Linked DNA regions of Homo sapiens: all the other regions are linked to region 1. A link is a loop called in an ENCODE intact Hi-C map of the cell type or tissue named here. Cell type or tissue: heart right ventricle. All regions are shown on one strand. Links, peaks and the distances in the headings refer to the core of each region. The heading gives the core; the rest is flanking DNA.

Region 1 (11,029 bases), core at 1,800-9,799:
ACTAAGATTTACTGAGCACTTCACATGTGTTACATCAGGTAATTATTACAAAAACTCAGTAGGGATATAATTATCCCCATTTCACAGATCAGAAAATTGAAATTATAGAAGTTGAGTAACTCAGCAAAGTCACAGGGATAAGTGGCGGAGCCAGGAGTCAAACCCAGGCATTTTGACTCTGGAGGCTGCCTCGACTTCTGTATTATGCTGTCATCAAAAAGGGATAGACACAGTGTACATCAGTACAATGGATACTCAGTAAATAGGAAGAATCCTGGACTTTAAGAATTATTAATAATATGGGAAATGTTCATTTAAAAAAGATAAAGAGAAAAATGTGTTGAGAACTTACTGTGTACCAGATGCTGTGGTAAGTTGCTATATATACATTGTCTCATTTCATCCTCATATTAACCAATGACGCAACGAATTATCTTATTATCTCTATTTTATAAACAACCGAGTCAGAGATTTAAGAAGCTTGGCTAAGTTCACACGACTAATAAATCACAGAGCCAGGATTTGAACTTATGTCGATTTGACTCCAGAGCCTATGGACTCAATCTCTAACCTATACTGCATCTTAGCTTACCCAATTACACACATGGTTAATTTGGGCAATGTGTGCAGATATGTAGGGGCAAGACTGGAAGGAAAAACACAAAACATTTAAAAGTTGTCGTCACCAAGAGTCAGATTATGGATGGTTTTTATTGTCTTCTCCATACTTACCTGTATTTCCCAATTTTTCTTTGACAGGCACTTATTTCTTTTTCGGTCAATGAAAACATTATTAATAATACAGAACAAACATATTACCTGTGTGCCATGCACTATGGCCCCCGGAATCCCTGCTCCAGAAGTAACAGCAAGCCCTGCCCTCTAGCTTCAGCCTCTTCCTGCAGGCTGGATCCATTTCCTAACCTTCACTGAAACCAGGCTGTCCCAAAGCTTATCTGTGGAGGTGACTATTGCCACTCCAGACCATCACCTCCCACCTCTCTCCCTTGAGACTCACAGCATCTGTCAGTACCAACATATCCCCAACCGGACCCGACCTCTGTCCCTCAGGTATCCTTCATCACCTTTTTTGACATCTTCAGTAGCTACTTAGATGACCCACCCAACACCCTGCCAATCAGTTCCTGGGCTTCCTAGGGCCAATGAATACATTTTCCTCTGCTCCATGACTGCCATAGGCTGCGTGATTCACATGCCTCGCCCAAACTTGCATCACCTCCAGAACACTACATATACCAGCCATGACCTCTTATCTTCTATGTCACTTGATCAAGTATTTCTACCATATTTCGCCTTTAATTATGACATAAAATTCTCGGTTTCTTGATCTCCATCAGTCCTTTCCTTCCTTCACATTTTTTCTCCAGATTACACCCCATGGCCCGTCATTATAACCACCTTGCCCCCTCTCCCTGCATCATGCTTGCCTAAGGAGACCCAGGTGCTCACTCCTCCTCAGCTGCACCCAGCAGGTGAACTTTGGCCAGATTCATACAACTAAGCAAATTGGCTTCACTTTAAAATTCATCCTCCTGCACCCCAAATGGGCTTTCACTGTAACCCAGCAACCCAGTGCATTTTTGCTAGTAAGATTACTGTCCCTGTCTCCAAGAAGACCATTTCTTCTCTCTTCTCAAACTCTCTACCCTTCCTAGTGGCCTCCTCACATCCTCCATCCACTTTAACTTACACTTGGCTGAGAAAATAGGGGCCATCAGATCCGCCCTCACCTTCCCACCATCAGATTCACAAACTCATCCACACTTGACATTGTTGATTTTTTTTCTTTCCTTTAGCAACTGAGAAAACAACTTCCTTTTCTATCAAAGGCCAGTCTCTCCATGTGTTCTCTGCATCCCATCCCTTCTCAAGATATTTGCTTCTAAGTTATCCCTTTCTAAAAATCAGTAATGTCAAGTTTCCCTCAGTTCATTTCCCATGGCTTCATAACACAGAAGCTTCCATCTTTCAACATTTCAGCATATTCTAGGCAAGGTTAAGAGTTAGGATAAATGATGGAACAATACTTCTTTCTTTTTTTTTTATTATACTTTAAGTTTTAGGGTACATGTGCACAATGTGCAGGTTAGTTACATATGTATACATGTGCCGTGCTGGTGTGCTGCACCCATTAACTCGTCATTTAGCATTAGGTATATCTCCCAATGCTATCCCTCCCCTCTCCCCCCACCCCACAACAGTCCCCAGAGTGTGATGTTCCCCTTCCTGTGTCCATGTGTTCTCATTGTTCAAATCCCACCTATGAGTGAGAACATGCGGTGTTTGGTTTTTTGTCCTTGCGATAGTTTACTGAGAATGATGATTTCCAATTTCATGCATGTCCCTACAAAGGACATGAACTCATCATTTTTTATGGCTGCATAGTATTCCATGGTGTATATGTGCCACATTGTCTTAATCCAGTCTATCATTGTTGGACATTTGGACCGGCTACAACTATCTGATCTTTGACAAACCTGACAAAAACAAGCAATGGGGAAAGGATTCCCTATTTAATAAATGGTGCTGGGAAAACTGGCTAGCCATATGTAGAAAGCTGAAACTGGATCCCTTCCTTACACCTTATACAAAAATTAATTCAAGATGGATTAAAGACTTAAACGTTAGACCTAAAACCATAAAAACCCTAGAAGAAAACCTAGGCATTACCATTCAGGACATAGGCACAGGCAAGGACTTCATGTCTAAAACACCAAAAGCAATGGCAACAAAAGCCAAAATTGACAAATGGGATCTAATTAAACTAAAGAGCTTCTGCACAGCAAAAGAAACTACCATCAGAGTGAACAGGCAACCCACAAAATGGGAGAAAAGTTTCGCAACCTACCCATCTGACAAAGGGCTAATATCCAGAATCTACAATGAACTCAAACAAATTTACAAGAAAAAAACAAACAACCCCATCAAAAAGTGGGCAAAGGACATGAACAGACACTTCTCAAAAGAAGACATTTATGCAGCCAGAAACACATGAAAAAATGCTCACCATCACTGGCCATCAGAGAAATGCAAATCAAAACCACAATGAGATACCATCTCACACCACTTAGAATGGCAATCATTCAAAAGTCAGGAAACAACAGGTGCTGGAGAGGATGTGGAGAAATAGGAACACTTTTACACTGTTGGTGGGACTGTAAACTAGTTCAACCATTGTGGAAGTCAGTGTGGCGATTCCTCAGGGATCTAGAACTAGAAATACCATTTGACCCAGCCATCCCATTACTGGGTATATACCCAAAGGACTATAAATCATGCTGCTATAAAGACACATGCACACGTATGTTTATTGCGGAACAATATTTCTTTGGAATCAACTAGTGTCAGAGTTACTTCCTTAGGCCCATACCAGACTCACCCACATCTGTTACAGCCTGACCATACAAAAGGATCCCTTTTGCTCTGGGAGTACCTTGCATCTTGGTCCTCCAAGAAAACAGAAGTGGCACACGCATCCACCTCTTCTAGAAACCAGGTGCCCTGGTTGGATAGGATGTTTTCTTGTTGAGGTAGGCTGCACTTGCATGGGAAAAAAAAATGGCATGGTGACCTCTTATGCTCATTCTAAACCAGTTGGAATAGTTCCAGGGGAATCCAGCCTCACAAAACTGACCTTATTAGGTGCCAATTGGTATGTATTGGTCATGAGATAGATGAGAGGCAGGGCAGGATTGTTGTCCAGGTAGCGATGGGAAATTGAGTAGGGTCCATTCTGCTTGGCTTTAGCCATCCACACTCTTAATATGCCAGCCTAAAGATTATTGTCTTGCAACCTTCTGTTTATTATTGAACAATAAACTAAACATACTATGTGACAATAACTTCCCTGGGGAAGGTTTATTCCAGTGAATGATGTAGCTCTTGGCTCCATACTTCCTCAGGAGTTCCAGATGATTCCATTCCCTGAATTTCTGCCCATCACTCTGCTCTCCCACTTACCATAACAGATGGTGGAGAAGTTCCTGTACCCAGAAAGCTGTTACTGCAGCTTCCTCTCACATATTGCCAGTCTGGCTGCCCATGGACAGACTGATATCAAGAAGGAGACAAAGGAGAGGTTGCAGGAAAGTAAGAGTGATCAAGAGTCAAATATGGCCAGGTGCAGTGGCTCACGCCTGTAATCCCAGCACTTTGGGAGGCTGAGGCGGGTGGATGACCTGAGGTCAGGAGTTCGAGACCAGCCTGGCCAACATGGAGAAACCCCATCTCTACTAAAAATACAAAAAATTAGCAGGGTGTGGTGGTGCATGCCTGTAATCCCAGCTCTCAGGAGGCTGAGGCAGGAGAATCGCTTGAACCCGGGAGGCGGAGGTTGCGGTGAACCGAGATCGAGCCATTGCACTCCAGCCTGGGCAACAAGAGCAAAACTCCATCTCAAAAAAAAAGAGTCAAATATGGCAGAGGCTGTCATAGAGCAAGAGAGCGTTCCATCTTCTAGACGCTCCACTCAGAGGAACCGAGAAACTTGAGCTTGCACTTCTAGAGCACTGCAGGTCTCCCCAGGAACCCTCAGGAATAACCACCTTCTCCCCAGCCTTGACCATGAAGGAAAGTTCAGTGGGATGAACCCCAACAGGAAGGCAGGGGGCAGAAAAAAGAGAGAGAAAGTCTGGGAGAAGTTCTTCCAGACACACAGCTCAGCTGACTCTGAGTGAGATTATTAAAACCAATGAGAAAGAATGGAAATCACTGGCACCACCCTTTGGGCCAGCTGTCTTGAAAGCGTGCTCCATAGACCAGTGTCTGTCTTTGCACTGCATGTTGAGTGTGTGTGAAAAGTACAGACATTGAAAGTAACCGTTTAGAAACAATTAAAGCAATCGGACAGAGTAATTCTCTGTCTATTGAATCTAATAATAAAAACCTGGGACCTGTATTTTGTATGTCTTCATTTTTTTTCTAGAAATCCCTTGATCTTATTTGACAAAAAATATAGATTCGGTACAGATCGTGGGGAAATCCCAGGTCCTCCCTCCCAGACTATTTGAGAAGCACTGTTTAAGACTAATGTTTGTAGTGAAGTCACAGTGAGAGCATGTTCTTTCTGATGCAAACACACCCACCTCCTGCCCTCGTGTCCTGCAGGCTGACCTGAGAGCCAGCTGCATAGCTCAAGCCACAAAGGAACCTAGTTTTTGGAAAGGGTGAGTATGAAAATAATACAAGGTAAAGAAAAGAATGTTACTTAAGATCTACTTATTATCTAAATCCTGCCCCCTTTTCTTAAAGACTGGAAAGACAAAGAAAAATTGGATATGTTTAGAAGTAAATTACCTCCCAGGCAGCAAGAGAGATTTAGAGGCTGGAGGTAAAGTATCTCTTTCTTAAAGTTCAAAGAGTGTGACAAAAAGGTAGATATAGAGACAGATGAGAAAAAGAGAACAGAGAATGAAAGAGCTCAAAGCAGCCCTGTATTAGTTTGCTGGGGTTACCATAACAAAATACTACAGACCAGTGGCTTCAACAACAGACGTATTTTCTCACAGTTCTGGAGGCTGGAAGTCCAAGATCAAGGTGTCGGCAGGGTTGGTTTCTCCTGGGGTCTCTCTGCCTGCCTTGCAGACAGACAGCTGCCTGCCTTGCAGACAGACAGCTGCCTTCCCTCCCTGTCCTGACCAGGTCTCTGTTGTTTGTCTTAATTTCTTCTTTTAAGGAAACCTGTCATATTAGATTAAGTCCTAACCATAAGACCTTCTTCTACCTTAATTACCTCTTTAGAGGCCCTATCCCCAAATACAGTTCCATTAGAGGTTAGGGCTTCAACATGTGAATTTTGGCGGAAGGGGACACAACTCGGTCCTTGACAGGACTCAGACTTCAAGGACACTCAGGGTTGTGCTCAGCGTGGACTCCAGGGGGCAGCAGAGATTTGCAGCCGGCCTGGGCAGAGGGCAAGGCCACACTCCAGGCCCGCTGTCGCGTGCCCTCGCCCTCAACGTTCCCTCTCGGATTTTCAGGAATTTCATTTCACGTCCTTGTTCCCTCCTATGTAACTGACAACGCAGAATCCGCAGGATGTGAGGAGTGGACCCCTTATTAACTCCAGTTCCCAAAATCACAAAAATATGGAACCAAAATGAGCTGCAATTGACAAAGCAGGATATTATACAGAGAAAACTCCTGAAAGCATGGCTAGAGATAAAGTAGCTGAGGTCTATATAACTTGCTCGTAAATTAAGGTGTTTTTAACATTTTAAAATTAATTTAGTTAATTAATTAATTTATTATTATTATTTTTGTGTGTGCGTGAGACGGTGTCTTGCTCTGGTGCCCAGGCTGGAGTGCAGTGGCACCATCTCGGCTCACTGCAACCTCTGCCTCCCGGGTTCAAGATTCTCCCACCTCAGCCTCCAGAGTAGCTGGGATTACAGGTGCCTGCTACCACACCCAGCTAATTTTTTGTATTTTTAGTAGAGACAGGGTTTCATTGTGTGTGTGTGTGCGTGTGTTTCTTTTTTTTTCTTTTTTCTTTTTTTTTTTTCTTTTTTTAGGAGTCTTGTTCTGTCTCCCAGGCTGGAGCAGAGTGGCACAATCTCAGCTCACTGCAAGCTCCGCCTCCCAGGTTCAAGTGATTCTTCGGCTTTAGCCTTCCGAGTAGCTGGGATTACAGGTGTGCACCACCACGCTGGGCTAATTTTTGTATTTTTAGTAGAGACAGGGTTTCACCATGTTGGCCAGGCTGGTCTCGAACTCCTGACCTTGTGATCCTCCCACCTCAGCCTCCCAAAGTGCTGGGATTACAGGAATGAGCCACTGCGCCTGGCTCAGTGTTTCGTTTTTAATTGACAGATAATATGTACATTTATGGGGGACACTGTGATTTTTTGATGCATGTATACAATGTGAAATGATTAAACCAAGCTAATTAACGTATCCATCACCTGACTTATTATTATTATTATTATTATTATTATTATTATTTTGGTGGTGAGACACTAGAAATTTACTCTCTTAGCAATTTGGTTTCTCAAAAAACAAAAAATAGAATGACCACGTGATCCAGCAATTTCATATATGGGTACATATCCACAGCAATTGAAATCGACATGCCCAGAGATATCTGCACTCCCGTATTTACTGCCGCAGTATCCACAATAGCCAGGATTTGGAAGCCACCTAAGTGTCCATCAACAGGTGAATGGATAGGAAAATGTACACTAGTGCATATACACAATGGAGTACTATTCAGCCACAAATGAAGCTTACAAGGTCACTGTAGCAGATGCTGCCAACGGCCTGGCCATGGTCCTGAGCCCTGATGTTGTGAAGCACACAAGCCCAAAGCTCCGAGGGCTTTCCTTGGTCAAGAGCCAGCTCTGTCTGCTGGCAGGGGAGGGTAGAAGTTCCGCTCCAGTGGCCCACAGCCAGAGCCAGGGGGTCCTCGTTCCAGTCTACACTGACCCAGCGGTCCCAGCAGGACTGAGCTGCAGCACCCTGTGACAGTCAGCTCGACGCCCCAGCCCGCACTGGCCGTGCTGCTTCCCTATGTCCCTTTCCCACCTCCTACCAGTGTTTCTAGGTCAGCTTCCACATCATGACTTGAGCTTGAATCTTCAGCTCAGTTGTGTTCCCACCCTCATAGATTACCTATTAATAATCGGTTTAATCTGGCAGACACCACCTTAACTATGTGAACAAATTTAGCATCACCAATAATGGGACAAATTGAGGTAATGGGAAGTACACAGCATCACCTGCAAAATATTCTTCATGAAAATCATCAAGTTCAATCAACCATGTGGGGCCAGGCGCGGTGGCTCACGCCTGTACTCCCAGCACTTTGGGAAGCCGAGGTGGGTGGATCACCTAAGGTCAGGAGTTCGAGACCAGCCTGGCCAACATGGTGAACCCCATCTCTTCTAAAAATACAAAAATTAGCCGGGCGTGGTGGCGGGCACCTGTAATTCCAGCTACTTTGGAGGCTGAGACACGAGAATCGCTTGAACCTGGGAGGCAGAGGTTGCAGTGAGCTGAGATCATGCCACTGCACTCCAGCCTGGGTGACAGGGCAAGACGCCGTCTCAAAAAACAAACAAACAAACAAACAAACAAAAAAACTACGAGGAAACACACTGTTCTTCAGTCAATTGTGTCTGGTGTCTGCCCAAAATCTCTCCATGTCGAAGTCCTAACATGCAGCATCTCAGAATGTGGCCCTATGCGGAAATAGGGTCTTTGCAGACGTAGTTGAGATCAGGTCACACTAGTGTAGGGTGGGCCCTAAATACAATGAATGGTGTTCTTTGTAAGAAAGTGGTGTGAAGACCGAGGCAGAGAAGAGTTATGCTGCCCATAGTCAAGGAGTGCCAGGAGCCAGTGGGGGCTGGAGGAGGCATGGAAATGATTATCTCTTGCAGCATTTGGAGGGCGCGTGGCCCTGCCAACACCTTGATTTTGGACTTAGAGTCACCAGAGCTGTGAGACAATACCTTACTGTTGTTTTAAACCAGGCAGTCTGTGCTACGTTGTCACAGCAGCCTAGGGAACTAATAACACACAAATTCAGATTGTGGGATGTTCTGCAAGACAACTGGTCTGATTCTTTAAAATATCAATGTCATAAACAGCAAAAACACACAAAAAATGGGTAGGAGATTGTTCTAGATGCAAAAAGACTAAAAAGATATGATAACTAAATGCACAATGTGGTTGTTGGTTAGATCCTGGATATTAAGGGAATAATTGGGAAAAACTGAATATGAGCAGATCAGTTTTAAATTTATTAGGTTTGCTAATGGTACTGTGGTTATGGAGATGTTCTTGTTCTTAGGATTACAGAGTACTTAGGAGAGACATATCCTGATAGCTACAATTTATTTTCAAATGGTTCAGAGAAAACAGTACATACACACATGTAACCACATAAACATTGAATAAGCAAATATGGCCAAATATTACTAATTAGTGATTCTAGATGAAAGGTATATGTATTACTCTTTCAACTTTTCTGTACTTTTGGAATTTTTCAAAATAATAAGTTTTGAGAATATTACATTTCATGTGGGTGTTGGTTTATGACAAACAATACCTTTTCACAGATATGAAGCCTATATTTATTTTCTAACAGAAAACAAATCGGTTGATTTTTGTTCCATTCACATCTTGTTTGCTTCTGTAGATATAAGAGATATACGACTGTCTCCTCTTTAGAAACCAGAAGGGAACTGAATAGACCGTCCTCCTAAAATTTAAATCTCTTTGGGTAGGATATTTAAATCTCTTTGGGCACTCTAGACTCTAGATATGTCATCGGGCAGACATCCCCTAAAACCAACAGGTGCACACACACACACACACACACACACACACACACACACACAGGACCAGGCACACACATGCATGCATGCCACACCAAACAAGTACATTTCTGAATTTCAACTAACTTGTCTTTTAGTCCTAAAAGACCAGTACCCCACAGTGAGATTCAGCGTTCTTTTTGAGAGTATTATAAAATGCTGTGTGACGGTTAATGTTAGGTGTCAACTTGACTGGATTAAGGGATGCCCAGAGAGCCAGTAAAGCATGATTTCTGGGTGTGTCTGTGACAGTGTTTCCGGAGGAGACTAGCATGTAAGTCTGAGTGGACCAGGTGGGGAAGACCCACCCTCAGTGTGAGCAGGCACCATCCAACCCGCTGGGGGTCCATAGAGAATAACAACAGAGAAAAGACACATGCTGATCCATCTGCTGGAGCTGGGATACTCTTCCCCTATCTTTGAACAACTCCAGGCTCTCCAGTCTTTGGACTCCAGGACTTATACCAGCAACCTCCCCTACCAACTCCCTGTTCTCAGACCTTCAACTTCAGACTGAGAGTTACACCATCAGCTTCCTGGTTCAGAGCCGGGCTACTGACATCCCAGGGTCTCCAGCTTGTAGACAGCCTGTCGTGGGACTTCTCAGCCTCCGTAATCACATGAGCCAATTCCTCTAATAAATGCCCTCTTGTCTGTCTATCTATCTATATATCCTATTGGTTCTGTCTCTCTGGAGAACTCTGAATACATGACCTTCTTTCATGGAATAAACCTTTTAAAATGTATTTTTCTCATTCAATTATTTAGGTTCAATGTTTATGTGGCAGTGCTGAGAACTCTGAATATGTTTCCATCATATTCAAAGTATTGCTACTCTCTGGATACCTCAGGGTAATTTCTGACATTATGACAAATATAAAAACCTGAACGGCTGAACTTGTGAGTACAAAGTAGTTTTATTATGGCATTATAAAGTATCTCTCAAAAGGACCCACTCAGTCATATACTAGAATTTATTTCTATAGAATAAAATTTCATTTTTATACTGGAGAATTGCAGGAATAGTTTCTTTATGTGTTTCCAGGCTTTGCTTCAAGCACAACTGGAAAGAATACCTCTGGCATTACCATAAGAATACAAGAGGAGAGATGTACCTTGATAAGGCCATAATTGTTAGCTGTAATATCTATACAATATGGCTATATTTTATGTAATGTATTAAACACTTATTTTTGAATTTAATAGGTAACAGGAATAGAATGTAAATGAAATTTAAATTGGTCAAAAAATGACAACAGGAATGACTAAGGTACAAACTTCCTCAGCCTTCTTATTCACTGTTGATTCTATTTCCTTCTTGAAGCTCTCCCTCCGCTGGCTTCCATGATGCACCTGCTCCCTAGTTTTCTTCTGGCCTCTGTGGCTGCTTCACTTCATTATCCTTGATGGTTCCTCTTCCTCCAGTCATGGCTGAAATATTTTTCCTGGCCCGATCCTCTCTCTAAACAGTCTCTCTGGGATCCTATCACAGCTTCAGCTGCCAGTGATGACTTCAGCATGTCCACCTTGAGCCAAGAGAACTTCAAAATCAAGTACGTATTTTCCCACTGGACATCTCTTCTCATGCCCCATAGGGACCTCAAGCACAACATGCCCAACACTCACACTGTCCTCCTTCTGCATTCCCTTGTCCCTCCTTCTGCATTCCCTTGTCCCTCCTTCTGTATTCC
Region 2 (11,029 bases), core at 1,031-9,030, 140 kb after region 1:
CTGCTCCACTGCAGGAGACAGGGCCCCTTTGTAAGTTACCACTGAGCCTCCTACAGTTAACCATGAATAATGTGTTAAGGGTCCCAGTTTCTCATTATCTCTCTGCACGGCATCAATACAACGTAGCAGTAACTAGCCACTCTGCTGTCTTGGTAGGCATGGCTTCCTGCCCCCACCTCCAAATCTTTTGAATGCCTGCGTCTCTACCACGGCCCTTTCACTGGGACATTTTTTCACATCATTACTGGTGAAATCTCTAGTAATTAAGCCTCACTTTGTGCCAGGGACTATTCACACCCCACCTACCAACCAGGATAGCATCGTCTTTGCCCACCTGGCAGTGTGTGAAGCAACCTCAAATCCCCATTTATCATCTGTTTTCTTCAATTATTCCTTGTACCCTTTATGTTGGTCCAGGTTCTACAAGAGGCAGACACCAAGACAGAATTAGACATGCAAGAATTTATTAGGGGAATGCCTGTCCCGGAAAGTGGGTAGGCAGCCAAGGGAATTGTGGAATAGTGGAGAGTTATATTACACTGCCGTTGTGGTCCCTGTGCAGCAGAGAGGGAACAAGGAAGGCCAGGAGGAAGAATCTTGAGCTGCAATGCAGTTCTAAGGAAGTTCAGTAAGACTGATGGTGAGTCCTTGAGCCAAAACACCTATCAGAAGAATCCCACGTCTCCCAGAAACAGGCTTTGGGCACAGTGGCTCACACCTGTAATCCCAGCACTTTGGGAGGCTCAGGCAGGAAGATCACTTGAGGCTAGGCCTTCTAGACCAGCCTGGGCAACACAGCAAGCCACCATCTTTACAAAAAAAAAAATCGTGTTTTAATTAGCTGGTATATTAGTCTGTTCTTGCAGTGCTATAAAGAACTACCTGAGACTGGGTAATTTATAAAGAAAAGAAGTTCGATTGGCTCATGGTTCCACAGGCTGTACAGGAAGCATGGCTGGGGAGGCTTCAGGAGATACACGATCATGGTGGAAGGTGAAGGGGAAGGAGGCATGTCCCACATGGCTGCAGTGGGACAAAGAAAGTGAAGGGGGAGGTGCTACACACTTTTAGACAAACAGATCTCACTCACTATCACACTATCACGAGATCATCAAGGGGAAAATCTGCCCCCATGATGCAATCACCTCCCACCAGGCCCTTCCTCCAACACTGGGGATTACATTTGACATGAGATTTGAGCAGGGACACAAATCCAAACCATATCAGCTGGGCATGGTGTCATGCACCTGTAGTTACAGCTACTTGGGAGGCTGAGGGAGGAGGTTGAGACTGCAGTGATCTATGATCACACCACTGCATTCCAGCCTGGGCAAAAATAAACAAAAACAAACAAAGAAACAAAAGAAACAGGCCTTCCTCAGAGTCCTTGCTGTGCCCAGCCACCTGTTTTTACGTATTAAGAAATAAAAGACTACCTTGAAAAATATCTCTGGGAGCCAGGCCCTGTGGTTCATGCCTGTAATCCCAGCACTTAGGAGGCTGAGGGGAGAGGATTGCTTGAGGCCAGAAGTTTGAGACCAGCCTGGGCAACATAATGAGACTCTGTCTTCACACACACACACACACACACACACACAAACATAAATAAAATTAGCCAGGTACAGTGGCATGTGCCTATAGTCCAAGCTACTTGGGAAGCTGAGGTGGGAGGATTGCTTGAGCTCAGGAGGTCGAGGATGCAGTAAACTATGATCTCACCACTGCCTTCCAGCCTGGGCAGCAGAGCAAGACCCTATCTCAAAAAAGAAAAAGAAAAGAAAAGAAAAGAAAAGAAAATGTCTTTGGGGAATCAGGAACTATAAAATTACCCTAACAAACAAATAGAACTCCAAAAAGCAAACAACCCTATAACTAAAATTAATTACTCAAATATAGTTTAACAGCAGGCTAGACAGAGCTAAAGAGAAAATTGGTGAACTGGATGTTGGTCAGAAGAAATTATGTAGAATGTAGCACAGAGGACAAAAAATATAGAAAAGAGGTTAAAAAACATTGATGATAAAATAAGAAGGTCTAATATACATTTAATAAGTGTCCTAAAAAGAGAGGAGAAAAAATAACTAAAAGACAATATTTGAAATGATAATAACTAATAACTTACAAGAAAGACAAATCCACAGATTTAAGAAACTTATCAAATCCTAAGCAGGGGAGAAAATCTACAACTAGATACATGCAGTGGAACTAAAACAAAACAAAACAAACAAAAACATGAAACAATACAATTATTTTAAAGGTGCAAAGACAAATTTTCAAAGCAGCCAGAGGGGGAAAAAACTAATTACCTTAGAGGGAGTTAAAACAGTCAGACTGTGTGAGACCTAATTCTTTAACAGCCACAGTGGAAACCGGAAGACAAAGAATGAGATTTTCAATGTGCTAAGAGAAAATAATTGTCAATTTGAAATTATTTCAGGAAGGAAACAAAGAAAGACATTTTCAGACAAAGAAGACAAAGAGTTTACGACCAGGAGAAGCTTGCTAAAGGGAATTCTAAGGGGCATATTTTAAAAAAAGAAAAATGATCCCATATGGAGAGCCAGAAATGATGAAGGAATGAAGAACACAGGAAGCTCTAAATGTGTTGATAAATCTAACAAACATTGACTGTATAAAACAAAAATAATGATGTCTTTGGGGATTAAAAAATAAATGATAGAAATGTAATTAGTTTAATCTCTATGGAGGGAAATTTAGCATTACTGTACTTATCAAAATTACAAATGTACATATCCTTTGATTTAGCAATTCCACAAAGAATTGTAGGAATTTATTTGAAGGTTGAGTATTTCTTATTGTAATTAGTCTTCACATTGTTTTGACTGCAGGCAAGGATATTTCAGATATGTGAGCGCTTACTGGAACCAACGAAATTCTTAAGTTGTATAATTCTTCCAAATTCTTTGATAATTCCTGGTTCAATCTGTGTTTACCCCCACTAAATTTATGACTACTTCTGTTTCTAAATGCTTTACAATTGAATCACAATTAAATGTAATGAGAAGATCATATTTAAAACTCCATGATTAATTATTCTATAAAATAACACTTTTTTTCTATTATAAAGAAAATAGCCTCTAATTTATCTGTTTTTCAAGTGCAGAAAATCGTCATGTTGAAGTGGACTGCATTGCAAAAGCTTTTAAGCTGCTCGTGTGAACTCTGAATAAATTTTCCCTAAAAACCATTTTATTAAAAATGATTGTATTCACAAATAATCTTAAGAAAGTTGGTTTAACCCACAATGAGTTGAAATGGTCCACACTTGTGATGAAAAATAGTAAAAAGCAACATTTGTTATTTCCAGAAAATTGAAAATGGATAAGAACAAGAATCAATCTTTTTGTTCAATGTCGGTGCCTCAGGAAAAGTGGGTAAAAGCAATGTAGACACACAATCAGATGAGAAGACGACAAGAGCCTTCTGTAGAACTCTGGGCCCTTTTTGAGGCCTTTACGAGTTTATGGAGAAATCATGAAATGTATTATTTTCCTTTTCCTTTTCCTTGGAAAAAAATATCTAAGACCATAACACGTTTGCTTTAAAGTTGTGATTAGTGTCACTACTGCTGCACAAACAGAACTCGAGAAAGAAGAAGAGAAATCATCTTTTTTTTATTATTATTTTTTATTTTTTTTTGCGAGACAGAGTCTGGCTCTGCCGCCAGGCTGCAGTACAGTGGTGCGAGATCTTTGCTCACTGTAGCCTCCACCTTCCGGGTTCAAGCAATTCTCCTGCCTCAGCCTCCTGGGTAGCTGACATTACAGGCATGCGCCACCACGCCCAGCTAATTTTTGTATTTTTAGTAGAGATGGGGTTTCACCATGTTGGCCAGGCTGGTCTCGATTTCTTGACCTCGTGATCCGCCCGCCTTGGCCTCCCAAAGTGCTGGGATTACAGACGTGAGCACTGCGCCCGGCGAGAAATTATCATTTCTAAGGAAGCCAAACGGGTTAAGAGAGGCAAGGAGGAAGAGGAGGGTTTAAGAGAATATGAGTGCCAACAAAGCAACTGCATGAGACTAAATAAACTGAATTATAAATGGAAAAACACAAAGGAAAAGTAGCTAGAGACAGGTCTGTCCCCTGGGTAAGGATCACAATGCCTGGCCTTCGTGAAAGCTCAATGAAGATTTATTGAACAGAGCAGAACTGAACTGCCCCCGAGAAAATCGTTTGAGGGTAGATGTTAGTTACCCATGTGGACCACCAGGTGGCAGCATGATCTCGTGACCCCTCAATTGTCCCAGGTAAAACCCGGATGGGAAAGAAGCCCATCTACCACCAGGAGATTTTTGTGGATAGATGTTCATTAGTCAAATGTTCATAATTTGGTAAGAATTTGTATGACTTTTCTCAAATCAGGTGAAGGACGGCTGAAGGAATCTTACTGATGGAATTTGGGTCCCAAACTCCCTACCTATTTTAACCTGAAGTCATTATTCTTCAAAAATTACCCAAAAAACTACATTGCTACATTTCTAACCATTAATATCAAGTTAAAAACACATGGAATGTGTGAGCTAGCAATAATCTAGATGACCGACATTCAGATAGAACTATTGCTACTACATGTTGCCTTTTGCTTTTTATAGCTGTGAATTGACCTATTTCCCAAAAATACAATTAGTCCAAGCTTTATTATTTCAGGCTTATTCATACATGAATATTCCTCTGAGCATTACTAAAATAAAAACCAAGTAAAACAGATTAAAAACTATATTTAATGGTCCCCAAAGAAACCCTTAAAAAAAATCTTCTCTCTGCCCATACTGAAGAATGATACCAAAATAGTTTGAAAGTTTAAAGCAAATAATTAGAAAGTAAAACAAAATGTTCTTAGGCTATGTTGATGGAGATCTGGCTAAACCCTTGAGAAGACAGGAAACGTAACTGAGAAATACGCTGTTCTCCTTTATCTAAGTGTGATTAACTACAATGCTTGCTCTGCAAGGTCGGGATCACTTTTCATGAATTCTTTCTCCGAGTGCGTCTTGCAGGGTCAGGCCCTCCCCTCCTGAACTCCATGGTTGACAATGGATCCACTGGTACAGTTCTGCTTCTCTCCTGGATGTGGAAAACCCCAAAATTGCACTCCTCACCCAGATCTCTTTTCCACCTACGCTCAGCACTCTGTTTACTGAACATTTGCAATGGTGAACCTGAGGGTCTGGAAGCCCCCAGGAAGAAAAGTAAAGTGAGATTCCATTTCATTGCCATTACTGCTAAGGGTTATTCACGCAAGAATTCCAACAATTTACATAAGGATCATTAGCCTCACTGGAAATGCATTTCATTGCAACAGACCTGAGTCTTACATTCTTGACATTTTCCAAGGAGTGGCACTGGGCATTGGCCATCAGAAATGGCCATGGTGATTATGCAGTTTTAGAAATATGCCTAAGATACATGAGGGATGCATTCCCCCAAACCATTATCCTCAGCCCTACAGAGTGATCTGGATAAGATGTGCTGAAGCTCCATGGAGTTTAAAGTAGTATTTATTGGCCGGGGACAGTGGCTTATGTTGAGGTGGGAGGACTGCTTGAGCCCCGGAGCTCAAGGTTGCAGTGAGCTATGATTGCCCCATTGCCCACTGCACTCCAGCCCGGGGGGACATAATGAGAACCCGTCTCAAAAAAAAAAAAAAAAGCACTTACTAAAAAATCTGAATTCCCCTTTGTTTCATTCACTGTATAGGGTCTACTTTGAAGGGAAGTGTTGTAATCTACAGAAGGCAAGGGTGACCTATTAATATTTGCAGAAGATAAATGATTACTCTGATTACTATTTGTAGGATCACCAATTTACACTGATTCTGCACTAGTCTGATACGGCAGCAGTCAGTGTAAAGTGTACTAGGTGATTTTGTGGAAGCCACAATTTGTGCAAAATATATCCTCTCAAGCTGAAAAGGATGTTTAAAAGATCATGGAAATCACGAATGCCAGTGGGAGTAATTTGGGGCTTTATTTGTTAAATTAGGCAACAAAATATCAGTAAGATATTTCAAGAGGAAAATATTATTTGTAATTTAGGGGAAAAAATCCCTGAAAAATGGAGATCTGAAACCCAAGGTAGGGAAAATCATTAGGAAGAAATTGAAAAATATTAGGCAAGAGATGAATCCTGGGTCTGTGTAGCGGGGAATGGGGAAAGAGTGAAAAGTAAAGGAAACTTCGGGAAGTGAGTTATAGGGCTTAGGGGAAAGAGGGTGATAAGAGAAGGAAACAATGGTTGATTTCATAGCAGGGGTCACTAAGGCAATGATAAAGGCATTAAGGGAGGGAGGAGAAGCAGGAGGAAAAATCTGGATGAAAAGACAATGAGCTTGGTGGGGGGTATATTAGCAAGATATCCTCATGATGTCTAGCAGGCATTTGGAAAGTCTGTGTGGATTTCAGGGGAGTAAAACTAGAGCTATAGATTTGGGACTCCTGGGCATAAAGGTGGCAGTTGGATCTATGAAAATGGGCCATCAGTTCATCCTCACGGGGAAATATAGAAAGAAAAAGTGTTGAGGAAGAGCCTGGGGAATTTTACACTCTGGGGACAGAAAGTGGCGAAGGAAGCTGTGAGATGGAGATGAGGGGCATCTAGAGGGATGGGGGAATCAGAAAGGTTCAAGGGCAGAGAACCCCAGGTTGGAGCCAGTTGCAAGGACAGAGCTTGTGACTGGACAGCATATTCATTTGCTAGGGCTGCCAAAGCAAAGTACCAAGATATTAGCACCACAGGCGGGGGGGCTTACAGAACAGAAATCTATCCTCTCACAACTCTGGAGGCTAACAGTCCAAGATCAAGGTGTCAGCAGGGTCAGTTTCTTCTGAGGGCCTCTCTCCTTGGCTTGTAGGTGACCATCTTCTCCCTATATTTTCATGTGGCCTTTCTTCTGTGTGTCTGTGTCCTGATCTCTTCTTGTAAGGACATCAATCATACTGGATTAGGGCCCACCCACATGACTTCATTTGACCTTAATTACCTCTTTTTTTTTTTTCAGAGTCTGGCTCTGTTGCCCAGGCTGGAGTGCAGTAGCATGATCTCAGCTCACTGCAACCTCCACCCCCCAGGTTCAAGCAATTCTCCTGTCTCAGGCTCCCGAGTAGCCAGGATTACAGGTGCCTGCCACCATGCCCGGCTAATTTTTGTGTTTTTAGTAGAGATGGGATTTTACCATGTTGGTTAGGCTGGTCTTGAACTCCTGACCTCAGGAGATCCGCCCGCCTCAGCCTACCAAAGTGCTGGGATTACAGGCATGAGCCATGGCGCCTGGACAGTTTGACCTTAAAGGCCCTAAATTCAAAAACACAGTCACTTTCTGAGGTACTGGAGAGTAGGCTTTCAACATATGAATTTGTAGGGGGAGACACAGTTCAGCCCATACCAGGCTGTTAGATCTGGAAGTTCCCCACTGGCCAACTGAGGGATACGCATTATAATGGCAACGGTGAGCCTGTCCTCAGCACATGCTACCTGCTGGGTTCCGTGGAGAGTGCTTCACATGTATTAGCCCGTTTAACATTCACAAGCACCCTATGAAGTAGGTACTATTATCATCAGCACGTCTTTTTCCAGAGGAGGAAACAGAGGCACCAAGAGACACTTTGCCCAAAGTCACAAAGATAATAAGTGGCAGAACCCACGAGCTCGGCTTCTACACAGTGAATTTCATCAGCGATTTGTAGCTTGCTCCACCCTCAACAGATACCTGAGAAGTAATGATGTTGCTGAATTACTCAAAGGAACAGATGCATTTCCCATCAGCTGTCACTGACTGCAGCCTCTCTCTAAGGTATAAGGTGAATTCCGCAGGTAGATGTGACAGCTTGAAGAGAAAGGAAAATAAACAATAACTAATAGGTGGTTAAAGTGTCTCAGATTTAAAAAGCAAAGAGAGCAACCCTATTATGACTTCAAATATGTGTGTTTATTTAAGTTGTGTTTCTTACATTTGGGGTTGTGATTCTGGAAAGTACTGTAAAATGCAATGAGAAGGCCAGGTGCAGTGGTTCACCCCTGTAATCCCAACACTTTGGGAGGCCAAGGCAGGAGGATCGCTTGAGCCCAGGAGCTTGAGACCAGCCTGGGCAACATAGCCAGACCATGTTTTGTAAAAATACAAAAATTAGCTAGGTGTGGTGGCTCGCACCTGTAGTCCCAGCTACTGTGGTGGTGGAGGCTGGAGGATCCCTTGAGCACAGGAGTTCAAGGCTGCAGTGAGCTGTGATCGTGCCACTGTACTCCTGGGTGACAGAGTGAGGCCCTGTCTCAAAAGAAAGAAAAAACAATGCAATGAGAAAATATTTAACAATGCATTTATACACTGAAAGCCTTTTTTGTTTGTTTTTGTTTTGATTTGTTTTTTGGAGACGGAGTCTCTGTCACCCAGGCTGGAGTGCAGTGGCACTACCTCAGCTCACTACAACCTCTGCCTCCCAGATTCAAGTGATTCTCCTGCCTTAGCCTCCTGAGCACCTGGGATTACAGGCGCACACCACCACACCTGGCTAATTTTTGTATTTTTAGTAGAGACGGGGTTTCACCATGTTGGCCAGGCTGGTCTCGAACTCTTGACCTCAGGTGATCCACCTGCCTCGGCCTCCCAAAGTGCTGGGATTACAGGCGTGAGCCACCATGCCCGGCCCACTGAAAGGTTTTTTGATTTGCAATATGTAAAAGCATCTGTTAAATTCTAGATTTTCTATCGTTTTGGCTTTATTGGTTTTTAACCAGAGATGACTTTTTGAACTATTTTAACTTCAGGTTAGCCTTTAACATGAGAAAAGTGAGGAGAAAGAAACACACACAGGTACACACAGAGATGCATGCACGCACACACACACACACACACCTTCAAACATGGATACACGGAAATGAAGTGAGAGGAAAAGAAATAAAAATCAGGTTACTAAAATTAAAATTCAAACAGGACCCTCTGGTGAGAATTCCTGCGAGAAGGTAGGTAGCCTGTCACTTTTATCTAAGAGAGAAGAATTCCCAGGACAATGGCACAAAAGCTGGGAAATGGCTCTAAAATGTCTCTATCTTCACTTCTTAAATCCCTCTCCAGCGTAACTGCATGGCGCAGGAAGCCACAAAAGCCTGAAAGAAACTGCCTGAGGGTGAGTGGGGCTCTTCCGAAAAGACTGAGTGAGGGCCCCCCTCTTGGGCTAGGCCGGCGTACCCCTGCACCCGACCCCTGCAGTACCTGCAGATGGGTGTTGCTGCCGCCTTCGCTCTCCCAGCTTTGAACCACTCGTCTCTGCGTCACTTCCCGTTGGGAGCATCTGATTGGCTGAGTCCAGTTCAGAAGCACATTGGGAGCCTCTGATTTGCTGGGCTAAGTCACTTACTACCTGCATCCCCTTTCTAGTCCTCTAGCTGGAGACATTCCCCGCCTTCCACCAAGGCTCCTGCGCCAGGCGGTACCCAAACTTAGGAAAAGGGTTGAGATGTTACCGGAAAAAGGAAGTTCATTACACATTTTAAGCATGTATTTTCAGAGACACTGAAACATCTGAAGGCACAAGATTTCTAAATTAGAAACTTTAAAAGTTTCCATTTATTTGGTAAGGTCAAACTACTTAAAAACATCCTTTTTTTTTTTTTTCTTTTTGAGACAGAGTCTCGCTCTGTCGCCCAGGCTGGAGTGCAGTGGCACGATGTCGGCTCACTGCAAGCTCCGCCTCCCGTGTTCACGCCATTCTCCTGCCTCAGCCTCCCGAGTAGCTGGAACCACAGGCGCCCGCCACCACGCCCAACTAACTTTTTTGTATTTTTAGTAGAGACGGGGTTTCACCATGTTAGCCAGGATGGTCTCGATCTCCTGACCTTGTGATCCGCCCGCCTCGGCCTCCCAAAGTGCTGGGATTACAGGCGTGAGCCACCATGCCCAGCCTCTTGTCTTCTTTTTTTGAGTCTGAGTCTCACTCTGTCACCCAAGCTGGAGTATAATGCTGCAATCTCCACCCACTGCAACCTTCGCCTCCTGGGTTCAAGCAGCTCTCCTGCCTCAGCCTCCTGAGTAGCTGGGATTACAGGTGCGTGCCACCATGCCCAGCTAATTTTTGTGTTTTTAGTAGAGACGGGGTTTCACCATGTTAGCCAGGCTGGTCTCGAACTCCTGACCTCAGGTGATCTGCCCACCTCGGCCTCCCAAAGTGCTGGGATTACAGGCATGAGCCACCGCGCCCGGCCAAAAGCATACTTTTTTTTTTTGGCCATGAAAATGCAAATTTCATGTTGGGGAAGGAGATAAACAGAAAGAGATGGCAAAGACAGACAAGACTGTTAGAGGGCAGAAGATGGAGAAGCAGCAGGAGCCAGGAAAGTGAACTAATTCTGACTGTCACCTGATGTCAGACACATTGTCTCAGTGCTCACTGCGATTCTGTGAGGTGGGCGCTTTTGCTCCTATGCAACGCATAAGAAGATGGGAACGCAAAGTAAAATGACTGTGAGGGTCACCCACTAGTAAGCAGTGCAGCCAGGAATCCCGCAAGATCTGTCTGACCCCAAAGCCCAGGCTTTTTCCCTAGGCTACTATAGTTTCGCCTAGTGCTCCTAAGAAAAGTTGTGGGGCACACATACACTAGAAGAAATACAACCAGAAGAGAAATGAGAAAAGGGAATACAACACACACATTTATACATATCTCCAAATTTATGCCTGGGGATATTGCTGTCTCCGTGTCATTCAAAGAAAAAGAAGTGAGAAGGGAGAGAATTCTGTAGATTCTGGAATAATAGTTCAGCTCTCTAGCTGCATCTTTCCATGTACCAGGGTTGTGGGATTCAGGGTTCCACCCATTCCTATTCTTCATAGTTCAACAGCTCTTTATACCTGCACGTGAAGGGTCCTGGTTCTGGACACTTGCAGAGACATTCAGGCAGGGGAGTTACTGATTCCCAATGAAGCCAGGGTAGCAAAGACATTCACACCCCAGGAACCCTTAAATGGAAACAAAAGCTCAACTAGGCTGACAGGTAGGAGGCTGCATCACCCCTTT
Region 3 (11,029 bases), core at 1,020-9,019, 460 kb after region 1:
CTCCCCTGATCTTGTCTAAAACAAGCCCTACCCTATAACATGTTTATTCTTCTGCCTGGGCTTCTTCAGGTATCCCCCCGGGGAAATGCTACAATCCTGGGGTTGTATTTCAACGTGGCTCAGTCCTGCCTTGGCAGTGGTACAAGATAGCAAAACTACTGTTCTCCAAGGTAAGAGGGAGATTTAGGGTTCGTATTCCAAGTGGCTGATGTGAAATTTCAGGGTCTCTTGGATTCTTGGCTTGGGAGCAAGGCCGTGAATAACTAAGACTTTCAAAATGTCTTTATTCTCCCTGCTCCCTTACAAAGCACCTTAGGAAGGAGAAAGTGCCACATGGAGAATTCCATAGTGGAACTCTAATGCTGTCCTCGTTCACAAAACCAAGATATATTTCAATACAACAATACAAACATAGCTCTTGGCCATAAAGATGGAATTTTCAAAAGCATAGACGATGCTCAAATTTTTATTTTCAAATTTGAAAGTTCCTTTTCCTAACTTCGACCCTCCAGATTTGCATGTAGGAATATTATAGTTCATCAAAAATTCATATTCCAGTACATTAATACAGTGGTGAAACATAGGAGAGAGAACATGTATATAGCATGAGTATGCAAATTAATAGGCATGCAGCTTTGAAAAGGAGATCCTGTTAGAGATTTAATTTTAACTGTAGCAGCACCTGGTTTCACCTTTGTTTTTCCTTAACCCATGTTCTCTTTTATAATCCACAATTAAATAAAGCATTTACATAAGGATATTTTTACCTGGCAAAAAAAATAGCTAGAGAATTACTGGCTGAATAAAATCTCCCAACGATAAGCAACAGGCCAGTTACATAAATGAATGAACAGGCAGTATAGGCAACAGGACCAGTAGAGCCTGTAAACTGAAGATAAGCTTCGGGGGGCAGCAGCCACTCAGCCCGCACCTGCCAATTTTTGCCATTCAGGCTGGGGGTGCAGTGACGCAAGATCTTCCGATTTTTCAAGAGAAGTCAGACATCCTGATGTTTATGAGAAATGTCCAAAATTTTTAATTTGGAAATCCATGCAAAAATCAAAACAAAACATGGTACAAACAAACAAACACATCTCTAGTCTGGTAACATATTTTATGAGTTCCCAGGTAGCAAGCTCTGTAGTAAGGGGCAGGTGTTTGATTTTGTTTTGTTTGTTTTTACTTATTTTCTTTTATTTTTTGGAGACGGAGTCTCACTCTGTCGCCCAGGCTGGAGTGCAGTAGTGCGATTTCGGCTCACTGCAACCTCCACCTCCCAGGTTCAAGCAATTTTCCTGCCCCAGCCTCCCGAGTAGCTGGGATTGCAAGCACCCAGCTACTTTTTTTGTATTTTTAGTAGAGATGGAGTTTCACCATGTTGGCCAGGCTGGTCTCAAACTCCTGACCTCAAGTGATCCATCCCCGCTCAGCCTCCCAAAGTGCTGGGATTACAGGTGTGAGCCAGTGCGCCCGGCCTGTTTTCAGTTATTTTGAATGCTATTTGAGTTTCATAGCAAAAGGAAAATTCTCATAAAATGTTGAATTTGAAGATACAAATGTATTTAAGAAAATAACATTGATAGCTTAAAGTGGAGATTTTTATCTAAATGAGAACTATCACTGGAAACTGTGATGACACATAGAGGAAGTATAGAATGTTCTAGTACCTTCTGAGTCAGGCTAGCTGCATGGGCAGGCTAGCACAGTGTCTTGATTGAGGGTTTTTCATGATGCCATATCACAGACCTATGAGAAGATGGGTTTCAAAGGACAAGTCATAGGTAACCTGTAAACAAGTAGTTAAATCCACTTTGGCACTGAAAGTTCCTTGAAGCACAGGTTAAATTTGTTCTGGGTAAATTGCTTCAGATTGAAGAAGCTGACACTTCCCACTTCCTTCCTGTTTCTGTTTCCACTTTCTGTGTCCTAACTTTCTTCCTCCAGATCAGTTAGTTCTTTCCTCCTCCTGGACTGGTTTCATCATATCTATCATACAGACAATTCTTCTTGATTAATTAAGATAATCGTTTTGGTTTGGTTCTGAAATGCATTATCCCACCTTCTTAGTTATTTACAATATTTTCCTTAGGCTAATGTTAAAATTGGTCTGAGGAAACTATGCCACCCCGTTCTCCCACCCAGCCATGCCTTTCTCCTGCTACAGAAACTCCCATGCACAGAGACAAGGACAGCCACTATCTGGAAGTGCCGGGAGCCATGTTGGGATTTATGACAGGTGCTACACCTATTCTGGGGGCTGACGATGGAATGCACTTCTGGTCTGCTCTGCCTTAATTTGTTTTTCTAGACGTGTTCAACAGCTGGACAAGATCCCTATGATCAATTAGGTGCTGTGCCCTTGAAACAAACACTCACACAAACAGCTGGAGAATCCCTGCAGTCTCACACTCCCCATGGCAGTCCCTAAGAAGCTCGGCTTTCCCATGACCAGACATCTAGAAACAGAATGAGTGAGGCAGGGGAGGCGTACGGTATAAGAAGTGGAAGGAAGATTCTAAATGTAAAGAAAAGAGAGACCCCAAGGTCAGGCACTGTATTTGGTCCTGGAGATACAAAGATCCATATAGTGAGATATCTTACTAAGATCATAAAATAAATAAGATGTGGGATCTTAGAGTCTAGGAAATGGAACAGACAAGTAACTCAATAACTACCAATTTAGTATAATAATAGTAATAGAATGTACAGGCCTCAGAGGATGTGCAGAGAAGCAAGAGTGAGAAACCCTATCTGAGGGCATAAGGACAGGTTTTGTTGTTGTTGTTGTTGTTGGGTTTTTTTTTTTTGAGACGGAGTCTCGCTCTGTCGCCAGGCTGGAGTGCAGTGGCGCCATCTCGGCTCACTGCAACCTCTGCCTCCCGAGTTCAAGTGAATCTCCTGCCTCAGCCTTCCCAGTAGCTGGGACAAGGACAGGTTTTAAAGAGAATTTAGCCACAGAGTTTTGAGAGAAGAGTCGACTAGAAAGATTCAGCGGGGCAGGATGCTCTGGGCGCGATGGAGATGGGCATATACAACCTAATAAAGAAGACAGGAACGACCGCCTCCTGCCCTCTAATAAAGACATGCGGCCTGTTTCCAGCCATAACATATAGGTGTGTCTGCTTAGTGGACACTGAAATGAAGAGCAGGCTCAGAGCCAAGCATGTTAGACTGGGGCGTTCAGGAAAGAGCAGAGAAGTTTGCTGCTCAGTAAAGAGGGGAGAGGGGGACCCCAGGCCGCTGTGAAGGCTCTGGAGGAGGCAGAACTTGCAGGCGCCCTTGGGTTCTCCGAGGGGGCTTGGCAGCCACGGGGACCAGAGAGGCGTGAGACATGAGGGTAGTTAGGGTAATTAGGGCAGGGCCCCCTGAAGGAGAGCCTTCCAGCCCAGGCTGCCTCGGGAGGATGCACTTTACCATCCGAACCAAGTGGGGAAGAGGAAGAGAGGCGATCAGTCGCTGCAACAAACCAAGTGCTTCAGGTGGGAGGATTACTTGAGGCCAGGAGTTTGAGACCAGCCTGGCCAACATAGCGAGACCCTGTCTCTCTTTTTTTCAAAAAGGCAAAATTTAAATTAAAAAAAAAGAAAGAAAGAAAGAAAAAGAGGAAGTGCTGGCCGGCACAGCAGAAACCTTGGGGCAACAGTGACCACGTGGGCAGAGGCTGCGAGTGTCAGCAAAAGAGGACAGGCCGAGAACTGCTGGTTTGCAGACCCCTAACTGGCCCCCGCTGGCCCCCGCAGCTGACTCAGCGCACCCTAAACTCGGAGGAAGTGCCAGACGGCCAGGTCCTGGGCAGCCCGGGCGCTCGCTCCGCTCCAGGTCTCCCGAGCAGGGGTGCAGGCCCGAGCACCCGCACGTGGCGTGCGCCCCTAGCTCCTCCCGGGGCGGCAGCTCACCAGCCCCCGCCTTAGTGGCTGGCTTCCACCCAGCCAAAGCCAGGAAATGTCTGTCCTTAAGCCTCGATTTGTTAATTATTTAAGCACTCTGTGTGTGTGTGAGAGAGAGAGCGTGTGTGTTTAATTTCCTTTATTTAAAAAGCACGCCGAGCCCACTGGGACCGCGGTGCTGAAGAGGCCGCCGGGCCCGGGAGAGACTGCATTCTGAGAACCAGCCCGCAAGCCCCGAAGTCGGAGATCGCAAGGTCCTAGCGGCAACAGAGCCTCCTAGCGATGGCAGCGAGCCTCGCCCCGCCTGCGGTGAACCCGCCCCCGCTCACCCCGCCACAGGTCCGGCGTCTCCCGGGTCCGCCGCGGCCGCGGGCAGAGCTAGGAGGGCTTCTCAGCCCGCGGGGCAACCCTGCTGCGGCTCCATCCAGAACCTCCCGCTGCCAGGCGCCGGGACCGGGGACGCTGGCCCCCGGATTCAAACCTATCATGGTGCATGATAACACATAACATAACATAACATAACATAACATAACATAACATAACATAACATAACATAACATAACATAACATCACAACACCACATCACAACACAACACAACACAACACAACACAACACAACACAACACAACATAACACTGAGCGTTTAGATTCAGCATGTACTCTGGGCCAGGCTCAGCTCTAAGCTGGTGCGGATCACCACGATGACCTCTAGAGTCTCCTCTGAGGTGGGTTCTACTGTTAGCCCATCTAACAGATGAGGAAATGCAGATAGAAGTGGTGGAGGAAGTGGCCCAAGCTCAGGCGGTGGCTAAGTGACTCCAGGGCAAGCCCCTCGCCCCCTGTGCTGGAGGAAGCCCGCGCCCAGGCTCTGTCGCTGAGCAGGGCACGCCTTCCACGCAGCACCCAAATGCATCGAACACTGTGCACGCGCACGAGAATAAGAAACCGTGACAAAAATACGGGTGCATCAATGTAGAGTAATGAGAAGGCAAAGCTGTTTGTAAGCACGATACAAAACCCAGAAAACATCAGGGGAAAAAATGGAAAAGCCCGACCAAATACAAAATTTTAAACCTAGGTTGGCTATAAAATAATATACCACTGAAGAACTGGGGCCCGGCATGGTGGCTCGGGCCTGTAATCCTAGCACTTTGAGAGGCCACAGCGGCCTCCCAAAGGATCGCCTGAGGCCAGGAATTCAAGACCAGCCCGGACAACACAGTGCGATCCCGTCTCTATTTATTTAAAAAAAATAAAAGAGGAAGTACTCGCGGTACAGCACAGAGGATTGCTTGAGCCCAGGAATTGGAGACCAGTTTGGGTAACATAGCAAGTCCTCGTCTCTACTAAACAACAACAACAAAAATTACTCAGGCACGATGGTGCACATCTGTATTCCCAGCTACTCTGGAGACAGGAGGATGGCCTGAGCCCAGGAGACAGAGGCTGCAGTGAGCCGAGATCGTGCAACTGCATTCCAGCCTGGGCAACAGACTGAGACTCCGTCTCCAAAAAAACAAAACCAAACCAAAACTGAAGAACTGGGAAAATATTCATGATACTTATTAGGAATGAATGGCTAAGTTTACTAATATCCCCAAAACTCTTAATGACAAAAGATGTAAACACACATTTCAGAGAAGGAACTAAAAATGGAGGATAAGCAAATTGAAAAGGTGCTCAATTTCCTTCCTTCCTTCCTTCCTTCCTTCCTTCCTTCCTTCCTTCCTTCCTTCCAGACGGATTCTCACTCTTTTGCCCAATGGCACAATCTTGGCTCACTGCAACCTCCACCTCCCAGGTTCAAGCGATTCTCGTGCCTCAACCTCCCAAGCAGCTGAGATTACAGGCATGTGCCACCACTCTAGGCAAATGTGTGTATTTTTAGTAGAGATGCGATTTCCTCATGTTGGCCAGGCTGGTCTCGAACTCCTGGCCTCAAGTGATCCACCCACCTTGGCCTCGCAAAGTGCTGGGATTACAGGCGTGAGCCACCGTGACCGGCCAGGAGGGCGTTTTTCACCTGTAACGTTTGCAACTGTGAGTTCACATCAATTGCCCCATTTTCAGTTCTGCACCGGAGACTTCAATCTAGTTTTCTTGTTTTCCATAATTATAACTGTTCTCTCTAGTAGTGAGAAACTCGGCTCCCGTCACTCTCAATATATTTAGTTACGGAGTCCTCCCCCTCCATGTATCCAGTCTCCCATTCCCTCTGCCCCACTATCCTACTGCTTGGACTTGGGTACCCTTCTCTGGCTGCTGCCTCCACTGCCCCTACACAGATGCCCCCTCTAACCATGTAGATTCTGCCACCCTACTGTGTCCTCTCTACCCCGCCCCCACATGTACACCTACCTCGACGTTGTTGGCTGTACATTCCCTGTGGGTCTTCCCTTCCATGCAGGTGACCTCCCTGCTTGGCCCCTCCGTTAATTCAGACATTAAAGATAAATGCGGCCGGGCGCAGTAGCTCAAGCCTGTAATCCCAGCACTTTGGGAGGCCGAGGTGGGCTGATCATGAGGTCAGGAGTTCAAGACCAGCCTGGTCAACATAATGAAACCCCGTCTCTACTAAAAATACAAAAATTAGCCAGGCACGGTGGCAGGCACCTGTAGTCCCAGCTACTTGGGATGCTGAGGCAGGAAAATCGCTTGAACCCGGGAGGCAGAGGTCACAGTGAGGTGAGATCATGCCACTGCACTCCAGCCTGGGCAACAGGGTGAGATCCTGTCTCAAAAAATAAAATAAAATAAATAAAATAAAGATAAATCCACTTGTGTGGAATGATTGGCTCAAAGGCCATACCTCTTTGAATACACATTGCCAAATTGCCTTCCTAAGTGTTTGTGCCAATTGATCCTGCACTGAGAATCGCATCTGAGTGCCTGTTTAACGACACCTTTGCTGGCATTGGATATTATCTATATTTTTCCAGTCCCTTTTTCTTTTGGTTTCTTTCATAAGGGCTGTGCCCAGGACAGAACGAATTCCAGAGCTCTTTATGGAGCCATCTCATCCAGCCGCCTGACTCACCTACGTTCATACCTCAGCCATCTGATTCGTTTTGATCACCAGTTTTGATCTGATTAACTGGTGAGCTGCAGAGTACTAAGCCATTGGTATAGTTACCACATTTCTTTAATGAGCTCATGCTCCCCCCATTCAAAAAGTAGTGACTGAGCAGCAGTATGATGTGCTGGGTTTTATAGGAGTTTGCAAAGATGTGTAAGTTACAGTCTCTGGCCCTCAATGCTCTTGTATTCTTGAAAAGGGCAGATATTCAGATGATATTATGAATACAGCGGTCATGTGATAAGAACTCCAACATAATCTGGGGTTCAGGTTATGCACCTGGAAAGTGGTGTGTCCAAAATCTTCCAGTGCCAATATTCAGAGTGATTCCACAGTTACACGCCACCACCCTGTAAACTCACCTCCCTCTCCTTCCCAACACAAGCCCTGTGCCCCCATCAGACTAGTCTCCTGGCCTCCAAATGCAAAAATACACTGTGTTTACTACTGATGGCATATCTTATCAGAACCCCTCCCACTCCTCAGACAGCTGCATACATACGTTCTCTCATTTAACTCACACAGCAACTCTGTTGAGGCAGTTATTTTAATCTTCCCTCCTTAGATACTGACACTGACTTCAAAGATGGTCTTGCCAAAGGTCTTAAAAATGGGGCAGAAAGTTGAACCTAGGGATGTCAGACCCCAAATTGTGTGGGCATCCTTCCCTTGCCACGGGCAGCTTCATTGCCAGGGTGTCCTTCCCCATGTCCTGCTCTTCTTCCCGCAGGGACCACCCTCCCTCTCTGCCCAGTGCCTGCCTCTTGGTTTTATGTAGGTTTTATCCATCCATCAAGGTCCAGCTGAAAAGCCCACAAAATTTCCCAAATCCTCCCGGCTGAGATTTCTCCGGGAAGCTGAATCACAGTCTTTGGTAGACTTTTCACAAGGTCATCTGGCAAGGTTTTGATGGAGATAGATGGGATCTCCAAAGGAATAATTCCTGGGCCCCAAGCTGACTTCTAGTGACATCCCCAGAGTCACGTGTTCCTCTGGGTGGAAACTCTTTTAAAACAAATGTTCACCTTATTCACTGGGCTTGATAAATTCTCCCTGGGTGAAGGCCACGTGGAGCCCCTGGTCTGATGGGGACAGGAGGGACTGTGTGTGAAAAGGAAATTAATTCAATGCTCGCAAAAGGAAGATTCTATCAGGAAATATACCTAATTGGTGTAAAAGGCCACTGTGGTTGTTGGCACTAAGCCACTCACCCTGCCAGCCTCAGTGCTTAGTGTATTTATGTCCTTTGTCACCTTCCTAATTGGAAGGAGTCACTCTACTGACTCACCATCTTTCTCCCCTTTATGGAAGAGCCGTGGGAGGTAGTGTCACTCAAGGTCAAGGGCTCAGAATTGGTCTGGGTCTGCAGTGAGATGGTGTCATTACCCTGAGAGCTGCTTGGCAGCGTTTGGAAGGTAAATTAGTGTCTTCAGTTGAAGACTTGCTGCACAGATGGCCACCTTAGTTGGCGTGACATCTCACTTCCTTGTCTCCCCCTCAGAGGAAAATGCCTGGGCTGGCTGGGCCTCATGACTATGAATTTCCATTACTTTTTTTTTTTTTTCCAAGATGGAGTCTCGCTCTGTCACCCAGGCTGGAGTGCAATGGCGTGATCTCAGCTCACTGCAACCTCTGCCTCCCAGGTTCAAGCGACTCTCCTGCCTCAGCCTCCCGAGTAGCTGGGACTACAAGCACGCGCCATCACACCCAGCTAATTTTTTGTATTTTTAGAAGAGACAGGGTTTCATTAAGTTGGCCAGGTTGGTCTTGAACTCCTGACCTCAGGTGTTCCTCACCTGAGGAACCTGACCTCAGGTGATCCACCCACCTCGGCCTCCCAAGGTACAGGAATTACAGGCATGAGCCACTGCACCCGGCTGAATTTCCATTACTTTTGAAACACAATAAAATAACTAGAAAGAGAAGCTTAAAATCAGCCCAGTACTAAGAATGTACCCATGAGGACGACAGAGGCAGCAGGATGTCGAAACTGTGCTTGGGAAGCAGGCAGCTGGGCGGGCGCTCAGACACGCTGACTCAGGAGCTCAGTCTGCCCCTCATCGCTCTTCCCTTCACTCAGAGAATTCTCTTGCCCCCAAATGCAAGTGTCAGACTGCTGAAAAACTCCTTGAAGTTCAGGCATTTCGTCTTTCTACCCTCCTGTCCACCCTCCTGGCAGAGGCAATGAATCAAATTTCTAACAGCCTCTCTTTCCTCTGCAAGCTTGGCCACGTCCAAAGGGAAGTCATCTTAAAGCTGGGATGGAGAAAGAAAAGAAGGTATAAGCCATGCTCAGAACCTTCTGGGCTCAACTCTAGTGTGTGTTCCCACCCAGCCCCAGCCTGAGAAGGCTTAGACTGAGAAAAGCCAACCAGATCATAGAAAAGCCCTCGGGGACAGGGACCAAGGCCCTTGGCCCTCAGCCTAGCTTGAGCTCCCAGCCAACAGCCAACTCTGATTTTCCAGCCATGTGCAAGACCCATCCTGTAAATGGATCCTCCAGCCCCCAGTGCAGCTGCCCTGGGGCCCAGTCAATGCCATGTGGAGCTCATATGAGCTTTCCCTCTGTGTCCCAGCTGCAGATCTGATGATCTGCTATTTCAGTGAAGCTTTGGGATGGCTTGCTACTCCGCAACAGATAACCGTAACACCAGGGTTCCAGCATTCCCTGAGGCAGCTCAGAGGGATGCTGACCACTCAGCACGCCTCAGGAAGGGGCCACTGGCCAGCCTCGCACAGGCAAGACGATACAAGCCTGTGAGATGGCATCCAAACGGCAAGCCCAGCGCTGAACACCTTTTACACACCTTTCATGCTTTCCAGCCCCCTCTCCCACTACTCCTCACCCGTATCCTTGGATCTTGGGAACCTGCTCAGTATTTGGGAGACTTGACCACGGTTGCTGTAACTTAGTAAATATAAATGGGGAGTAGGAGCCCCAGTCACCTTTTCTCCCAAGTCCAAGCCCATTACCCCCGCTGCCGTGGGGCCTTTTGCGGGCTCCCTTCCACACCTAGCATGTTGCTTTGTGGAAAATGGATTCACAATGGGAACAAGGGGAGTTTGGGGTCTAGGAGGAAATCCAAGGGATGTGATTGCTGCAGGAGCCCAGGCAGGAAGGAGTTCAAGGAGATCAGGACCATTAATATCACGTAGAATAGAGAGGCCATGAGAGAAAAGAGACTAAAGCATCTAGATATGGGAGAATGGACATGAGTTCCAAGAGCAGAAGGGACAGAAACTAACTTGGGGTGGCTTAGAGTGAGTAGGAGGGAGGAGGTAGAGCCGGTGGGTGCTCGCAGGCAAGCCCATCCTAAAGCTTGTGGAGAAGGGAAGGGAAAAGGTATGAAGCAGACAAGGGGGAGGTGGAGGGCTAGGGAAGATCTCTAGTTTCTAGGATAGTTTGGTTTTTAAGAATGAAGTTGCTGGCCAGGTGCGGTGGCTCACGCCTGTAATCCCAGCACTTTGGGAGGCTGAGGCGGGCGGATCACAAGGTCAGGAGTTTGAGACCAGCCTGGCCAACATAGTGAAACCCCGTCTCTACTAAAAATAGAAAAAATTAGCTGGGCGTGGTGGCGGGCGCCTGTAATCCCAGCTACTTGGGAGACTGAGGCAGGAGAATCGCTTGAACCGGGGAGGCGGAGGTTGCAGTGAGCCGAGATTGTGCCATTGCACTCCAGCCTGGGCAAAGGGCGAGACTTTGTCTCAAAAAAAAAAAAAAAAAAAAAGAATGAAGTTGCTAAGCAAGTTTATTCAAGAGAACAGCTGAGAGGAGGGGCTGACCCTAAGGCCTGGTCCCTGGACCGTCTCCTGGTCCAGAATGCAGGAGCTGTCCCTGAGCAACCGTGGACATGCTGGGGGCTGAAGGGACCCACGGGGTGCAGGGAGCCAAGCAAGGAAGGAAGTGCCTAATCAAAGGACTGTGTTAGCGCCTTCCGTGCCCGCGTGCAGGAGGGGCTGTGGGGCAGCAAGCCTTCGCCAGGCCACGGGCCTGGAAGCAACATGTGCCTGCAGCTGAGCTCTAACTCTTAACTCAGATGGTCTTCTACAGACCAATAAAAATAGC

What was found. Hi-C counts contacts between places; a loop is a spot of excess contacts. Peaks named below come from ENCODE experiments on the same cell type or tissue, not always from the same donor. Only the 100,000 strongest peaks of a DNase experiment are listed, where the experiment ranks them.
Region 2: a loop joins it to region 1, with 9 times the contacts of the local background. A loop is called at or near these places in 75 of 110 quality-filtered maps.
Region 3: a loop joins it to region 1, with 7 times the contacts of the local background. A loop is called at or near these places in 33 of 110 quality-filtered maps.

The regions. Positions count from the first base shown.
Region 1 is chr4:182,932,395-182,943,423 of GRCh38, forward strand. It overlaps LOC105377577 (a long non-coding RNA gene), which reads left to right and starts at 5,031. Exons shown (of 3, transcript XR_939536.3): 1 at 5,031-5,186; 2 at 10,107-10,238; 3 at 10,663-10,744. In heart right ventricle, for the core only: a CTCF peak has its summit at 5,894 (motif pointing right); a DNase peak (open chromatin) is centred at 5,897.
Region 2 is chr4:183,069,508-183,080,536 of GRCh38, forward strand. It overlaps LOC105377578 (a long non-coding RNA gene), which reads right to left. Exons shown (of 3, transcript XR_001741938.2): 2 at 7,729-7,845. Among named protein-coding and RNA genes, the nearest start is that of WWC2-AS2, 24 kb to the right of the region's middle. In heart right ventricle, for the core only: a CTCF peak has its summit at 4,238 (motif pointing right); a DNase peak (open chromatin) is centred at 4,234.
Region 3 is chr4:183,394,687-183,405,715 of GRCh38, forward strand. No RefSeq gene overlaps it. Among named protein-coding and RNA genes, the nearest start is that of CDKN2AIP, 44 kb to the right of the region's middle. RefSeq lists an enhancer at 3,267-4,058. In heart right ventricle, for the core only: a CTCF peak has its summit at 4,160; DNase peaks (open chromatin) are centred at 3,715 and 4,135; H3K4me3 peaks cover 1,003 bases; H3K27ac peaks cover 466 bases.